Regions from separate parts of the Homo sapiens genome. Here regions 1 and 3 are each linked to region 2. The links are chromatin contacts, found by Hi-C or POLR2A ChIA-PET in ENCODE. All regions are on one chromosome and are shown on one strand. Each heading gives the region's core, a stretch centred on a gene start or an enhancer-like site at or near the end of the contact. The rest is flanking DNA. Distances are from core to core; before and after follow the strand shown. Region 1 has its middle 41 kb from the start of PWWP2A. Region 2 has its middle 25 kb from the start of C1QTNF2. Region 3 has its middle 14 kb from the start of PWWP2A.

Region 1 (3,699 bases), core at 508-3,007, 190 kb after region 2:
TGATCCAGCAACCCCACTGCTAGGTATGTGTTCAAAAGAAAGGAAATCAGTTTGTCCAGAGCTATCTGTACCCTTGTGTTTATCACAGCACTACACAATAGCCAAGATATGTAATCAACCTCAGTGTCTGATATGGTTTGGCTGTGTCCCACGTGAATCTCACCTTGAATTGTAACAATCCTCACGTGTCAAGGGGAGGGCCAGATAATTGAATCATGGGGCGGTTTCACCCATACTGTTCTCCTGGTAGTGAATAAGTCTTACGAGACCTAATTTTTTTTTGTTTGTTTGTTTTTGAGACGGAGTCTCACTCTGTCTCCCAGGCTGGAGTACAATGGCGCATTCAGCTCACTGCAACCTCCACCTCCTGGGTTCAAGCAATTCTCCTGTCTCAGCCTCCCGAGTAGCTGGGACTACAGGCGCCCACCACCACGCCTGGCTTATTTTTGTATTTTTAGTAGAGACAGGGTTTCACCATGTTGACCAGGCTAGTCTTGAACTCCTGACCTCTGGTGATCCACCTGCCTCGGCCTCCCAAAGTGCTGGGATTACAGGCGTGAGCCACAGCGACAGGCAGGAGTTGCCATTCTTTACTCCTTTACTTTCTTAATAAACTTGCTTTCAGACCGGGCACAATGGCTCACGCCTGTAATCCCAGCACTTTGGAAGGCTAAGGCGGGCAGATCACCTGAGGTCAGGATTTTGAGACCAGCCTGGCCAACATAGTGAAACCCTGTTTCTACTAAAACTACAAAAAAAAAAAAAAAAAAAAAAAATTAGCCAGGCCTGGTGGCAGGTGCCTGTAATCCCAGCTACTCGGGAGGGTGAGGCAGGAGAATAGCTCGAACCTAGGAGGCAGAGGCTGCAGTGAGCCAAGCGTGCCACTGCACTCCAGCCTGAGTGACAAGAGCCAGACTCTGTCTCAAAAAAAACCAAAAAACAACCAAAAAAAACTTGCTTTCACTTTACTCTATAGACTCTCCCCAAATTCTTTCTTGCATGAGGTTCAAGAAACTTCTCTGGTGGTCTGGATCAGGAGGACCCCTTTCTGGTAACAAAACCAAAAAGTACACACATAACCAACTTCAGTTAAAGACAAATGTCAAGAATACAATAACACCAGGTCGAACGAGAGAGAGTGAAGAGATGGGGCTGTCATGGGCAGGATTCTCTGAGGGGGTGCTGGCTGAGTTTCCCTCCTGCCAGCTGCCAGCGAACTTAAAACCCCACCATGGCCTTCATTCCTCAGAAGATCCCCAAGAGGAAGCTGTTTCATCCTTGTTTTACTGTGAGGGAATGAGGCTTCCGGAGGTTAAATAACTTACCCAGGCGCAGAGCTTGGAAGTGGCCTGCAGGGATTCGAACCACCACACCCCTTGCACTGCAGTCTGTTTACTTCTCTGACATTGTGTTGGCTCCATTGTGAAATGAGTGGGTTGGCCTAAGACTCCTAAAGGGTCCTTCCTCTAAAATCATATGTATAGAGAGTATACAAAGGAGATCTGTCGGCAACTGACACCTCGGAGAGCAGGTGTTCGGGCTATTTTCTCTCCCCACAAGGAATAAAATACTAATTATGACATGAAAACTGAGAGGGCCAGGCTTACTGATTTTCTACTGCTCATCAGGGGATTCAGAGAAAGCGTATCAGTGGTTTAGCAGCTGCAGAAACAGGTCGGTAGTTAAGATACCAAATGCAAATACCTCAGGCTCGGAAATTCCTGCCCTGTTGAAACAAAGGACAGGATCTCAGGCGGTTTGCTCGCAGGGCTCCCGCAGGTGGACCGTCCCAGCCAGGAGCTTAGTGTGTGTGGGAGCCTGCTTCTAGATGTTTATGGTCAGTGGGTTCACACTCACTCACAGGAGCATCCTCCTCTGACTCTGCAGCCAAATCTGAGTCCCACGTGGCCTTGGCTGTGAAGCTGCACCCCCGACTGAGACCACAGACCGCGTTTGCCAACTTGCTTGTTCTGGCCTCCGAGCTCTTGGATTCTCACTTTTTTGAACTACATCTAAGAAAAAGTGGTCATAATAAATATTTGGCTCCTAACTGACCTTATAAGATGATGCCATTTGCTAACTGACCTTATAAGATGACGCCATTTAATTTTTTTTAACTGTGGTAAAATATATGTAACATAAAATTTACTTTTTTTTTTTTTTGAGACAGAGCCTAGCTCTGTCACCACACTGGAGTACAGTGGCGCGATCTCAGCTTCAATGCAACCTCCATCTCTTGAGTTCAAGCAATTCTCCTGCCTCAGTCTCCCAAGTACCTGGGATCACAGGCACATGCCGCCATGCCCAGCTGATTTTTGTATTTTTAGTAGAGACGGGGTTTCACTATGTTGGCCAGGATGGTCTCTATCTCCTGGCCTCGTGATCCGCCCACCTCAGTCTCCCAAATTGCTGGGATTACAGGTGTGAGCCACCGTGCCCGGCCTTTTTTGTTTGTTTGTTTTTTGAGACAGAGTCTTGCTCTGTCGCCCAGGCTGGAGTGCAGTGGCACAATCTCGGCTCACCGCAAGCTCTGCCTCCCAGGTTCACGCCATTCTCCTGCCTCAGCCTACCGAGTACCTGGGACTACAGGCACCCACCACCACACCCAGCTAACTTTTTGTATTTTTAGTAGAGACGGGGTTTCACCATGTTAGCCAGGATGGTCTCGATCTCTTGACCTTGTGATCCGCCCGTCTCGGCCTCCCAAAGTGCTGGGATTACAGGCGTGAGCCACTGCGCCTGGCCTCAGAGGGGTCTTTTTAAAGTGCAAATCCAGAGGCTGGGAGTGGCGGCTCACGCCTGTAATCTCAGCACTTTGGGAGGCCAAGGTGGGTGGATCACATGAAGCCAGGAGTTTGAGACCAGCCTGAGCAACATGGCGAAACCCCGTCTCTACTAAAAATACAAAAATTAACTGGGCGTGGTGGCAGGCGCCTGTAATCCCAGCTACACAAGAGGCAGAGGCAGGAGAATGGCTTGAACCCGGGTGGCGGAAGTTGCAGTGAGCAGAGATCATGCCACTGCATTCCAGTCTAGGCAGCAGAGTGAGTGAGACTCCATCTCGAAAAATAAATAAATAAATGAAAAATAAAGTACAAATTCAGTCCTGCCGCTGGACTGATAAAAACTCTTCAGTGTCTTCCTGAGAGCCTCAAGAAAAAGTCTAGGCTGGCTTATAAATTCCTATGTGTTCCTGCTCATGTCTCCCTCTTCATGACAGTCAGACAGAAGACTCCCAATGCAGCCTTCATCCAGGGTTTCTCCACTTTGACACTATTGACATTTTGGGAGAAATCATTCTTTTTTTTTTTTCTTGAGCTGGAGTCTTGCTCTGTCTCCCAGGCTGCAGTGCAGTGGCGCAATCTCAGCTCACTGCAACCGCCGCCTCCCAGGTTGAAGCGATTCTCCTGCCTCAGCCTCCTGAATAGCTGGGATTACAGGCGTGTGCCACGACGCCTGGCTAATTTTTGTATTTTTAGTAGAGATGGGGTTTCGCCATGTTGGCCAGGTTGGTCTCGAACTCCTGACTTCAGGTGATCCGCCCGCCTCAGCCGGATTGTTGGGATTACAGGTGTGAGCCACCGCGCCAGGCCAAAATCATTCTTTGTTGTTGGTGCTGTCCTGTGCATCTCAGGATGTTCTTTGGCTTCTACCCACTAGATGCCAGTATCACCTCTCCCCAACCTCACCTCCAGTCAT
Region 2 (3,763 bases), core at 517-3,016:
TATTGAACCGATGTCCCCTTGGCATCTACCAGGGACTCCTCAGGGAGAGTGTGGGAATGATGGGGGAAGACTCGTCACTCTTTTGTAGAGCGTGGGGCAGATGATAGCAGAGACCTTCCAGGGCCCAGGGCTGGGGTCTTGTCTTCCTTGGATGTGGTCTAGCGTTGCTCCAGATGGTGGGTTTGTGGCAGGTGGGGCAGAAGCAGATGATGCAGTTGAGGCGGGTCTCTGGTAGAGAGTGATGTCAAAGATGAGCACTCCTTTTATCCCCTGACTCTTCTGAGGATGGCTGCCTCCTTGGTGAGCCACTTGGAGGTCTCAGGCTGATCATGCGGGATGGTGGCCCAGATGAGGAAGGGGATCCAAGGCGGTGGCCTTCCCAGATGCACTGGGCCCCAGCCCTTCTTCCTAGCTTCGGCTGATTACTGTGGGCTTCAGCAACCAGGGCCTACCTGTAGGTCTCCACATTTGTAAGCACCACAGAACCCAGTGCATCTTTGTGCACTCAAATCGCCCTTGATCCAGGGGTATTTTCTCATTCAGAACACACTTTGAAAGGCGGCCATTCCCCTTCTGGAGAAAGCCTGGAGAATCTACAGTGCCCTTAATTACAGTGCAAAGAGCACTAGACACACAAGGCCCTCACAGGCCAGCGCAACCCTGGGTGGAGCCTCAGGGTTCAGCTGACAAATGATGAGGGTCTTACTCCCTATGTCTAGGGGGGCTTCGTGGGCTGACTTCTGCATCAGGACTATGATGAGGGTGGGGGAGCGAAATTGAGGCACTCACGTCATGCACAAAATGTAAGAGGGTGACAAAAACCACAGTAATCAATAGAAATATATATATTTTTGAGACAGAGTCTTGTTCTGTCACCGAGGCTGGAGTGCAGTGGCACGATCACAGCTCACTGCAGCCTCGACCTCCTGGGCTCAAGTGATCCTCCCACCTCAGCCTCCTGAGAAGCTGGAACTATAGACCTGTGCCACCACACACGGCTAATTTTTAAATTATTTGTAGAGACGGAGGTCTTGCTATGTTGCCCAGGCTGGTCTCAAACTCCTGGCCTCAAATGATCCTCCCACCTCAGCCTCCGCAAAGTGCTGGGATTACAGGTATGAGCTAGCGCACCTGGCAGAAATAATTTTTTTTAAGATGGAATCTTGCTCTGTCGCCCAGGCTAGAGTGCAGTGGCGCAATCTCAATTTACTGCAACCCGTGCCTCCCTGGTTCAAACGATTCTTGTGCCTCAGCCTCCCGAGTAGCTGAGATTACAGGCGCCCTACCAACACGGCTGGCTAGTTTATTTTTTTATTTTTTTATTTTTAGTAGAGACGGGGGTTTCACCATGTTGGCCAGGCTGGTCTCGAACTCCTGACCTCAAATGATCCACCCGCCTCAGCCTTCCAAAGTTTTGGGATTATAGGAGTGAGCCACCACCCCCGGCCAGAAATATTTTAATACAATATTTTAATAAATCAAAAATAACCCAAAAACTCTATGATAAACAAAATATCAGAATGTTAAGTAAAGATGAGATCTGACAGGGCCGGGATCAGGGCGAGGTAAGGGAGGGCGAGTCATGGAAGAGCAGCTGGATCCTGGTGTCCATCCGCAGCTCGGGAGCCCTTGGCAGCCAGGCCTCGCAGGTGAAAAGGCTTTTTTTCCCTCCTGCCTGTCATCTTCACTCAGGCCACTAGGGGGAGAACGTCGACTACACAAACCTCCCGGCCTGCGGCATGGAGGCTGGGAGATACACCCTGGTCTCAGGCTATTTTCTAGATTGCCTGCCAGAAAGCAGGTTGTTGTTCAGTCCATTGAAGGTCTCTTTCAATTCAGCAGACGTGTCCTGAGCACTCACTGAGGCAAGGCTGAAGAATGCACCCGGGGTCCCCAAACCAGGTGAGGAGTCAGATCTATCTGGCACCACAACCTCATTCAGCAGCCGAACCTCCTGCGGGGACAGCTTCCATGCGCTTTCATAAAAGCTCCTCAGCCGATTCTAACCCACAGCCGGCTTTGCCAAGCTCTGGGCCGGGCTGAGGGGAAAACTAACACAGGAAAGACTCGAGTTCTGCCCTTCAAGGGAGGACATTTTGTGTGCCTCCCTTGTCCCGGTGTCATTTCCACAGCTGTCCTCAGGCCGGGGTGGCACTGAGAATGGAGCACAGTGTGGGTTTGAAGGTCACCTCGCAGGCCCAGCTCCTCAACCACAGCATCTGAGGGTGCTCCCGAAGACCTCTGTGGCTTCCCAACACTTTTCTCTCCCTGCTCCAGAGACGGAGACCCAAAAAGAATTTCTCCGAAAGAGGCCGGGCACGGTGTCTCACGCCTGTAATCCCAGCACTTTGGGAGGCCGAGGTGAGTGGATCATTTGAGGTCAGGAGTTCGAGACCAGCCTGGCCAACATGATGAAACCCTGTCTCTACTAAAAATACAAAAAAAAAAAAAAAAAATTAGCCGGGCATGGTGACGGGTGCCTGTAATCCCAGCTACTCGGGAGGCTGAGGCACTAAAATTGTTTGAACCCAGGAGGCGGAGGTTATGGTGAACCAAGATTGTGCCACTGCACTCCAGCCTAGGCAACAGAGTGAGACTCCGTTTCAAAAAAAAAAAAAAGAATTTCTCAGAAAGAGCCCAAAGATGGCTCTGGAAAATGGTGGGGTTTGTTTTTTTATTTTTTATTTTTTAAACATTCTCCATCTACTTTATACTTTTGCCTCAGATTGGCCCTGACTTAAAAACAATAATGAAGAGTTCAACCTCATCACAGGTGTTTATTTTTGCTGATGCCGTTGCAAACTTCCGACAGTCATTTATCTCCACCCCAAGTGGGTTTCAAGCTGATGCTGACAGCGGTCCGAAATGGCTTCCTCGTGTGAAATGTCCATATTCTATTTGGGGCTCTCTTATCCCATAAAACACACTTAATGTGTGAGCTTCAAGACATGGAGATCAAGGGCCTCAGAGGTGAAAGGCTAACGGGGCATTAATCCTCAACCTCCTCAGTTTCCTGTCACTTGGCAGAACTAGATGGGCAAATCACTTTTGAAAAGCTCCTCATTCCCTGATGTTGAGTCTGGTTCTAGGCATCCTACAACCTGAAACCGAGGAGGGTGTGGAGGGTCTAGAAGTGCCACCTGCCGTAGGAGTGTTGGCTGTTCAACCTTGAGGAGAGAAGACTGGGAGTCCTGGTGAGACTGTCAGGGAGTAGCACTGGTGGAGTAACAGCAGAGCTGAAGGGCAAGTGGGAGTTGGCAAGGGAAGCTGGATGGAGAGGGCTTTCCAGGGAGGGGCATGGCAGGCAAAGGCCCCGTGGTGGGGCAGGGCATGACACAGGAGAGGAATCAAAGAAGCCCCTCCCCAGGTCATGGGGGCAAAGTGTGCAAGGGGAGAAGATGAGGGGGCAGAGCCCAGACCTTGAAGGCTGATAGGTCAAACTAAAGATGGCTATCTTGACCATGAGAATAACAGGAAACCACAGAATGATTTTAAGGGGGCAAGTGACATAAGCAGACTTGGGTTTTGAGAAGACCACTCTTGCAGCTATAGGAGAAACATTTCAACTTACCCTATAGAAGAGCTTTCATTTTGTTTGTTGGTTGGTTTGTTTGTTTTGAGATAGAGTCTTGTTCTGTCGCCCAGGCTGGAGTGCAGTGGTGCCATCTTGGCTCACTGCAACCTCTGCCTCCAGGGTTCAAGCGATTCTTCTGCCTTAGCCTCCTGAGTAGCTGGAATTACAGGCACCCGCCACTACACCTGG
Region 3 (3,776 bases), core at 499-2,998, 210 kb after region 2:
CCACTAATTTTTAAGATCTGATGTGGGCTTTATACTTACAGAACATCTCATTTTGGATAGGAACATTTCATGTGCTCGATACTCACGCAGAGCTGGTGGACACTGTGTTGGGCAGCATAGCTCTGGAAGGTATTGACAGCTAAGCTATAGAGAGACACTGACTCAACTATTTCCTTTCTTTTCCTGTTTTGAGTCTCTTAAAAACTCAAAAATCGCCAGGCGCGGTTGCTCACGCCTGTAATCCTAGCACTTTGGGAGGCCAAGGAAGGCAGATTACCTGATGTCGGGAGTTCAAGACCAGCCTGGCCAACATGGCGAAACCCCCGCTTTACTAAAAATGCAAAAAATTAGCCAGGTGCAGTGGCGTGCGCCTGTAATCCCAGCTACTCTGGAGACCGAGGCAGGAGAATCACTTGAATCCGGGAGACAGAGGTTGCGGTGAGCAGAGATCACGCCACTGCACTCCAGCCTGGGCTACTGAGTGAGACTTGGTCTCAAGAAAACAAAACAAAACAAAACAAAACAAAACAAAAAACAAAACAAAAATCAAGCTATGAAAATAATCTTTCCAATTCACTTTACTCACCTTGGAATGTCCTTTTTTCCAAGCACTTGGTTCCTAGGCTGACAAAAAGGAAGCCCTTGGGCTCTGGGTGAGTCTGGAGTGGGATGCAGACTTTCTCTTTTTGTCTTTGACTTTTAAATATTGAAATAATAGAATCTACTTATGAAGTGCCAGGCACAGTGCTAAGTGATTTGCACACATTGTTTAATCTTTACAATGATCCTATGAAGTAGGTTCTATTGTTATGTTGTTTTCACATCTGGAGCAAAACAGGCTCAGAGAAGTCAAGTATCCTGTCCAAAGTCACACAGCAAGGAAATGGTAGGACTTGATTTCCCTGAGTCAGAAGGCAGTGCCTTTATTAATGAGTTCTTAGGCAATTCTTTATCATTAGTAAATTGCAGAGTTAGGATTCACATGATTCACATTCACCTCTTTTCATTTTTATTTTTTGAGATGGAGTCTCGCTCTGTCCCCTGGGCTGGAGTGAGGATTCATATTCACTTCTGACTCCAAGTTGATCTATTCAAACACATGTTGAAGTCCCAGGTTTCTCACTTTAAAAAGGAATAATAATAGTCACCTTGCAGGGTGATTTTGAGGATTAAATGAGCTAATTTACTTGCAAATCTGTACCGGAACTAGAAGTCTTTTGACTGGCTAAGGGAGTTCTAGTTTAGGCCTTTCACTAAGGGTTTATGAGCTGATTACCATCAATTCCCATTACCTTTAGTGACAATCATGGAAACTGTGAGCCCCGTGCTTAGCCCAAGAGTTCAAGAAATTAGAAAACCTGGACCAGGACCATGGGCCCTGCACGGCCCTGAGTGATAGAATGCAGTGAACAACAGGCCAGGAGACCGGGGGGGGGGGGGCGGGGGCGGGGGGTGCCTGTTCTAGTCCCTGCTGTCCCTCGGAAGGGCTGAGAAACCTTGGGCAAGTCCCTTCTCTGTAAACTGAGGGAAGAGGACCAGATACAATGTGAATTCCTCCGCGTTCTGACACTTGAGCTGTGCCCAGCGTCGACCCGCCCCACCCTCCCTGACACACAGTGTTTAAAGGCCCCGGCGCCTCCGCCTTGTGACTTCAATGCACGTGGTACTCGGTCCCCCAGTGGGCGGAAAACTCAGGGGTGGCCTTATTATGAATGAATATCGAGCAATAACCGCAGGGTTGAGGCTTCAGACAGAAGTCACTATGGTGACCAAAGCACAACGAAAGAGTGCAGGCTCCAAGAGCCCTCCAAGGTCTCCTGCCTTTCATTCCAGAGCTCTGCCGGGCTCCCTGCACCGCGAGCTCCGCTGAGTTAAGTGCCTCAAGGTCACGGGAACAAAGAAAGGGCAACTAAATTGGCTTCATCTGTTCCCTTCCTAGTCCGCATCCACAGAGCTGGATGGAGTGGGCTGAGTCCGAGCGGAATTCGGATTTGAATACAGGAACCAGCTCATACGGAAGGGGGTTACCTCTCAAGGTTCCCAGGCCAGGAGTGGGTGGGCGGGGGCTGAGGGCGGGGGTAGGAGCAGCACCATCTCCGTTGCAGCGCCACAAAGACAGCCAAGACCCAGGCCTCGCCAACGCTGGAGGAGGAAAGCGCCTTATGAATCATTTAAAGTCCATGAAAGACTCTCCTGGGACTTGCTTTTCTCCTTCACCCAGCAGAGATACCAGGGCAGAAAAGAATGTGTCATGACCCAAAGGAGAACAAAATGTCCAGGCTAGTGGAGCTCTGGCTTCTCATATGGGAACTCTCTTGTCTCTCCAACCCATCAGATCCTGGGGAACCCAGTTACGCCTATTCTTCTGCACACCCTGTCTAGAAAACCCACGTTTGGGATCTTCCTATTACAAGGCGACCAGGCCCTATTTTATTCACTTATTTATGTGTTTATTTGCCAAAAAAACAATTCGAAGATTCCCCCCTAAGAAATACATGTTCACTGTAGAAAATTTAGAAAATTAGGATAATTGAGACATGTAGATGGCCAAAAAGAAAAGAAACTCCCCATTAACCCTACCACCTAGAAATAACCGTTTACTTATTTGGTCATTTGTTTATAAATTCTATGATTTATTTTTATTTTGAGACAGGGTCTCACTCTGTAGCCAAGGCTGGAGTGCACTGGCGCAATCACTGCTCCCTGCAGCCTCGACCTCCCATGCTCAAGCAATTCTCCTACCTCAGTCTACCAAGTTGCTGGGACTACAGGCATGAGCCACTGTGCCGGGCCTACAAACAGATATAAGTATATTTTGAGACGGAGTCTCGCTGTGTTGCCCAGGCTGGAGTGCAATGGCGTGATCTCAGCTCACTGCAACCTTCACCTCCTGGGTTCAAGTGATTCTCCTGCCTCAGCCTCCCAAGTAGCTAGGAGTACAGGAATGCTCCACCACACCCAGCTCATTTTTGTATTTTTAGTAGAGATGGGTTTTCACTATGTTGGCCAGGTTGGGCTGGAATTCCTGACCTCAGGTGATCCACCCACCTCGGCCTCCCAAAGTGCTGGGATTACAGGCTTGAGCCACTGCACCCGGCTTTTTTTGTTGTTGTTTTGTTTTGTTTTGTTTTGTTTTGTTTTTGAGACACAGTTTCACTCTGACACCCAGGCTGGAGTGCACTGGTGCAGTCTTGGCTCACTGCAACCTCCACCTCCTGGGTTCAAGCAATTCTCCTGCCTCAGCCTCATGAGTAGCTGGGATTACAGGCATGTGCCACCACACCTGGCTAATTTTTGTATCTTTAGTACAGACGGGGTTTCACCATGTTGGCCAGGCTGGTCTTGAACTCCTGACCTCAGGTGATCTGCCCACCTTGGCCTCAAAGTGCTGGGATTACAGGCGTGAGCCACCGCGCCCAGCCCTCCTACAAATATTTTTTTGAAGGCCTATCATATGCAACGCACTGTACTAGGAATAGAGGTACAGAGATGAACAAGGCAGGTCTTACAAGGAGTTTTTTCTGTATAAAACTGTACACACATACCTTCCTAAAAAATCTCTGCTGTTCTAAAACTAAACAAATAAAAATAAGGTAGAGAATAGGAATTTGGTATAAAATTGAACCAAAGCAACTTAGAACTAAATATTCGGGTCAGTTTGTGTTTGTCTATGTAGTCAAAGAAACAACTGGAGGTAAACATGGAAATAGCTGCTTGGGAGTGAATGGCTATGAAGTAAATGCTAAGACTGGTGCCTGGGCCCCAGTTCCTGGCTC

Evidence for each region. A loop is a pair of places that touch in the nucleus more often than their neighbours do. ChIA-PET counts read pairs that join two places held with the same protein, here RNA polymerase II (POLR2A). Pooled maps may share reads with other maps.
Region 1: a loop to region 2 is called in a pooled map, with 3 times the contacts of the local background. The contact joins two enhancer-like sites. A Hi-C loop is called at or near these places in 1 of 37 single-sample maps with no recorded cell type and 3 of 50 pooled maps. POLR2A ChIA-PET finds 5 or more read pairs at or near these places in 5 of 52 experiments (H1, Panc1, WTC11 and 2 more).
Region 3: a loop to region 2 is called in a pooled map of heart right ventricle, with 2.1 times the contacts of the local background. The contact joins two enhancer-like sites. A Hi-C loop is called at or near these places in 1 of 50 pooled maps. POLR2A ChIA-PET finds 5 or more read pairs at or near these places in 2 of 52 experiments (GM12878 and WTC11).

What each region holds. Positions count from the first base shown.
Region 1 is chr5:160,158,274-160,161,972 of GRCh38, reverse strand. No RefSeq gene overlaps it. Among named protein-coding and RNA genes, the nearest start is that of PWWP2A, 41 kb to the right of the region's middle. RefSeq lists enhancers at 77-732, 1,954-2,023. Within about 2 kb of position 1,757, at least 2 of the 41 ENCODE cell types and tissues checked have a DNase peak (open chromatin) inside an H3K27ac peak, as active enhancers do.
Region 2 is chr5:160,343,459-160,347,221 of GRCh38, reverse strand. No RefSeq gene overlaps it. Among named protein-coding and RNA genes, the nearest start is that of C1QTNF2, 25 kb to the left of the region's middle. Within about 2 kb of position 1,766, at least 5 of the 41 ENCODE cell types and tissues checked have a DNase peak (open chromatin) inside an H3K27ac peak, as active enhancers do.
Region 3 is chr5:160,131,631-160,135,406 of GRCh38, reverse strand. No RefSeq gene overlaps it. Among named protein-coding and RNA genes, the nearest start is that of PWWP2A, 14 kb to the right of the region's middle. Within about 2 kb of position 1,748, at least 11 of the 41 ENCODE cell types and tissues checked have a DNase peak (open chromatin) inside an H3K27ac peak, as active enhancers do.